Linked DNA regions of Mus musculus: region 1 is linked to region 2. The links are chromatin loops, found by intact Hi-C in ENCODE. Cell type or tissue: heart. All regions are shown on one strand.

Region 1 (2,500 bases), 49 kb before region 2:
TTTTTAACTTCTGTTCCACTTTGTCTCTCTCACACATCTGGAGGTGTAACATCTGTAAATGCGGAGCATGTCTCCTGTTGAACTTTCTCCCATTGCTCTCGGGCACAGGAAGCCTCTGCCTGCTCAGAGGTTCGAGGGGTTCACTTGGATCTGCACCCACCATCCACTGCTTTACAAGAATTCCGTTAGCTATCACCCAACTCTTACAAAATATATTTTGCATAAGAGAATTGAGCCCATTCAAAGGATTGCAGCTGAGGATTTTCATAGCCTCATCAATCCCTAAATACTGATTTGTATTTTTGTATCTTCATAGAACAACTTGGTCATGTATGGGGAGGGGCGGGTCCTACTTCCCAACACATCGGTGATTCTCCTTACAGAAAATCTCCTCACTGCGGCATGAGCTCAGCCAGGGCTGGCCTGTTCTGTGTGGCAAGGACTTGGAATTGAAAACTTTGAGCCCCCCACCCCCTTATTTTCTTACAAACTCAAAAGACCTCGATCCCAGACCCAAGTCCTTTGCTCCTGCCTCTGGGTATGGGCTTGAGTCTACTGCTCCTTCGTGCCTTAGCAGATGTGTGTGTGTGTGTGTGTGTGTGTGTGTGAGAGACTTCCAACTCGTAAGAACTCTTCCCCTCCTCCATCAAGTGCAGTGTCCAGCAGGAGACAGCGCTGCTTGAACACTGAGACCCAGGATTCCCTGGTGTTGAGCTAAATGATGTCGGTGTAAGGCAGGTGGCTGTCCCAAGGGTGGAAGTTCTTAGACTGGGCTTATTAGAATGCTTGGTTTGAAGAAGTCTGGATTAGCTTTTAAAAATCTCTCTTCTGTCACCAAAATGGGGTGGCATGTGGCCCAAGAAGTAGGATTCTCCCAGTTCTGTAACACCTTTTTCTCAAGAGCCCAGCAGGTTTCTTTCTTTGATCCTCTTTAACTGAGAGAAGGGAGCTTTGGCCGCTGTTCCACACCAACGATGGCCACCAGGGGGAGCCCCCCCACTTCTTCCACTTGTGTTCCCTGCTGATATTCCTTCTTTACCACGCTAGGGGGAGCCCTCGCGTGAGGGGAAGGGCTTCGTGGAGCTAAGCATCTTCACCACACCAAACAGTCCTTTGTTGCTGTCTGTCACTCACTGGGTGCTCCCTGTCACACCTCTAGTCTCCCTCTAAAGTCACTGGGGACAAAAAGAACACATTTGTATTACCGTTTTTAAACTGTTTACTTATTTATATTTTTAGTGATTATTGTGTGTATGCATAATGTGTGTGTGTGTGTGTGTGTGTGTGTGAAAGCAGGCACGTGTGATCAGAGGGTAGCCTTGGGCATTGATCTCACCTCCACCTTGTTTGAGGCAAGGGCCTCTGTTTCCTTTCCTCTGCCTTAGGTTGTCTCCTCGAGAGCTTTCCCAGACGCCTCAGCCTGTGTGTGCACGGAGTGCAGGGGTCACAGATGGTCCTGTTACTCTCTGGCTTGGACTAGTTTTTCGTGGGTTTTAAGGATTTGAAATTAGGCCCTCACACTAGCATGGCAGGCACGTTTATCCGCTCATCCGTCTCTGTAACCTCAGAACATGGTAAAGTGGATTCTTTTGAACACTGTCTACACCAGATACCCTTTGCAGGCTCTTCCTGTCTCAGTGTCTGGGATTCGAAGAGGGAAGCAGTGTTGCGTTTCTGAGCGGTGCCAGGTTTACGTACAAGGGGGCTCCTGTTGAAGATCCTAAAGACAAGTCCCAGGGAGGCCAGGCTACCAGGGAGCCCAGTGTCACCAGGAGGAAGCCGTAAAGGAATCTGTGGGGAGGCTATTCACTCTGTAGTGCACAAGTGTTAGGCTGGCCTGTACACCAATCCCCTTCCTCCGTGCTGTGACAAGTGTGTGGCAAGGGCAGCTTGGGAGGAAGGACTTATTTTGGCTCAGGATTTAAGGGTTCTGTCAGTAAGCAAGCAAGGTCTAGTGGCAGTAGTCTGCAACCGTGGAGGCAAAAGCCTAAGGCTGCTTGTGCACCTCTGTGGGTGATGGGAAGAAGGCCCAGGCTGCCGAGAGTTTGGATGGCCCCTGGCTGTTTTAGAACATGACGGCAGTTGAGAGCCTTTTGCTCCGTTCTTTCCCCTCTGTCTCGGTTACTTTTCTGATGCGGTAAGAAAGCACCAGGACCAAGGCTGCCCGGAAGTCCCTTCCTGTGGCTCTGTGGCTCTGGGCTGTCAAAAGGGTGTTTTCTGTACAGTCCAACTGTGTGGGTTGATTTGAGAAGGAAGAGTTTTGTTTTACTTTAGAATGTCAATGGTGTTGGTATCGTGAAACTCGAAGAATTTGAGTAAACGGAGAAAGTATGGTAAAGGTGACGTGTGATGTAAGGAAACCCACTAAACAGCATTGCTCCATCTAGCTAGCCCTAGCTCCAAAGCTGCTCAAAGAAAGGCAAAAGAAAGACCAGTGGGGTCTGCAGTACCCCCTTGACTATAAACAATATGCAGGAGATGAGATCACAGCTTCAGCAAG
Region 2 (2,500 bases):
ACAAATAGGTGTATTCACCACTGTCACTGGTCCTAGAGTTTGTGGCAACTTCTCTGCTATTCTCCGACAGCTCTCTACCATTCACCCCTACCCTACTATTTGTGTGTGTGTGTGTGTGTGTGTGTGTGTGTGTGCTCGCACACATGTATAGAGTCCATGGAGGTCAGAGGCACCAGATCCCCTGGAGCTGTAGCTATAGGTGGTTGTGCTTCTCCTGATCTGGGTGCTGGGAACCAAGCTTGGTCTTCCCAGAGAGCACGTGGTCTTAAGCACTGAGCCACCTCCGGAGTCTAAGATCCCGCCCTTTTTGCAGGAGGCCTTTTGCAGCTGTCTTGGCATGTGTCCATGCTATTGCCTGTAGTTTGGATTTCTTCTATTCCTCCCACCCCCCTGTCTCTGTCCTTATTCTTTAAGTTCGACCTCCGTTCCTATTCCCGTGGCATCCTTGTCTTTCATATTTGAGAAGTCATTCTGTAGCCATTCACTCGATACTTACTTACTCTGCAGTGTTCTGATGTTTGCTTACTCTGCAGCGTTGCTGGATACATTGTTTGCTAGAGCTACATGCCTCACACACTAGTCAGCTGGGAATTGGTTCTGTCCTCTAAGAGACCAAGGAGCCCATATATCAGGCTGCCTGAAAACCAGGAATTTATTTCTTCATAATACTGGGGATTAGTAGTCTAAAATGAAGGTGTCAGCAAGTTTGCTGTCTTAAGTGGACTTTCTTGGCTTTCCTGTATCTGTGCTTGCTCCTGCTTGTATGACCAGATTGCTTCACAACCTTAAGGGCCCCACCTTTAAATATAATCTCGTTCTGAGCTATGAGGGGTTAGAGTGTCAACATATCATCCGGGGTGTGTGTGGTGTTTGTGACAAATCAGGCCCAACACAACTGAGTACAAGCCTAAGCAAGGCTTATATGATGATTGTTGGTTTTTTGCCGTTCAACTGCCTTGCGAGGAGGATAGGGATTAACCATGTACATGATCAGATCATCTGTTCCCATTATGAGATAGTCTACGAAGTAGAACACAGGGGATGGGAATTCTTGCCAGGGAGGCATTGACTGCGGGTGTGAGATCTGAAGGTAGGATGTGTTGGAACACGCTAGCTTGGGATGGGGGTGGTCCCAGATTCTAGGCAGAAAATGCTGAGGGTTCCACACTTCACATCTTCAAGGAACTAAGGTCAAAGGTCCAAGGCACACAGGGCCCTGCACCCTGGTGTTCTCATTCCATGCCTACCTTTGACTGTTCTGAAGAGTCTTTTGGGAGGGAAGGCAGCCCACACCATTTTTATTTTTGGGTTCAATTGGGGAAACTTGAGCTCCTTTTGTATTTTTCTCTCTCATCATATGTAGTATAGGGCTGGGCACATAGTAGGTGTTCGGGAAATAAGTGTGCACAGGAGGAGTGGGATTAGTACAATGCTCTCTTGGGTGCTGGTCCTCCAGGCTGTGAAAGGTGAGGACTCTCTGTAGTACGATGCCATCTAGTGTTCTCTGTGTTACTGCAACACTCGGGGGAACAGAGTGACTCTAGTTCTCAGGTCAGAAAATGGGGAATCAGTTTGTTCTATCATAAACTGAATTGTTACATCCATTCATCTATCCATTATCCATTTCCCCACCCACACTGATGTTGGTCTGGAGCTCGTCTGTGATCTGAACACAGCACACGTCTTTCTACTGCGTGGGGATCCCTGACTGCCCACTTTGGGATCTTTGTTTTTCCCAGATCATAAATCATGTTGTCAGAATAACTGTGTCTACAGCCTGTGAGTCCCTACTGTTCTTTCTGTGAGTGGGGCATGCCTGAAATCAGGACTTTAAAGAAAATTCTACTCATAATCCCAAGAAAAATTTACATGTCCCTTGGTATATAAGTGTAAAAATTAGGTTACATGTCAAACATTTACTGACAATGAGTCAAAAAGAAATTCACTTAAAATATTTCTGAGGTGTGCTTTTAGTTTTACCATATTTTAAAGGCAAAAGCAAAGTTGCATGCTGGTGGTTTTTTATATTTAGCTAATTTTGACTAACATTTAGTACTGGGAAGGATCTAAAATACCTTCAGTGTTTGTCAGAGTTGATTGATATTCTGGTCTTATTAATCACCAATACTAAGAATGCTACCAAACATACATTTGAAGTTTTAAAAATGCCAAAATTTTGTTATAAGCCACTTAGAAAATTGCTGGCAATTCTGTCCTAATCTCAAGTCAAAATTTACTTAATAATTTAAAAAATGAAACTCAGGCCGGGTGTGGTGGCACATGCCTTTAATCCCAGAACTTGGGAGGCAGAGAGAGGTGGATTCCTGAGTTTGAGGCCAGTCTGGTCTACAAAGTGAGTTCCAGGACAGCCAGGGCTACACAGAGAAACCCTGTCTTGAAAAACAAAAACAAAACAAAACAAAACAAAACAAACAAACAAACAAACAAACAAAAAATGAAACTCAAATAGCAATTTTAAAAACCAGATCTTCTAACACAA

What was found. Hi-C counts contacts between places; a loop is a spot of excess contacts. Peaks named below come from ENCODE experiments on the same cell type or tissue, not always from the same donor. Only the 100,000 strongest peaks of a DNase experiment are listed, where the experiment ranks them.
Region 1: a loop joins it to region 2, with 8 times the contacts of the local background. A loop is called at or near these places in 35 of 42 quality-filtered maps.

The regions. Positions count from the first base shown.
Region 1 is chr19:47,881,680-47,884,179 of GRCm38, forward strand. The region is part of intron 7 of Gsto2 (glutathione S-transferase omega 2); the gene reads left to right. Among named protein-coding and RNA genes, the nearest start is that of Gsto2, 17 kb to the left of the region's middle. In heart, no CTCF peak of the experiment used is centred here; a DNase peak (open chromatin) is centred at 1,042; H3K27ac peaks cover 736 bases.
Region 2 is chr19:47,930,959-47,933,458 of GRCm38, forward strand. No RefSeq gene overlaps it. Among named protein-coding and RNA genes, the nearest start is that of Cfap58, 5.5 kb to the right of the region's middle. In heart, a CTCF peak has its summit at 1,503 (motif pointing left); no DNase peak of the experiment used is centred here.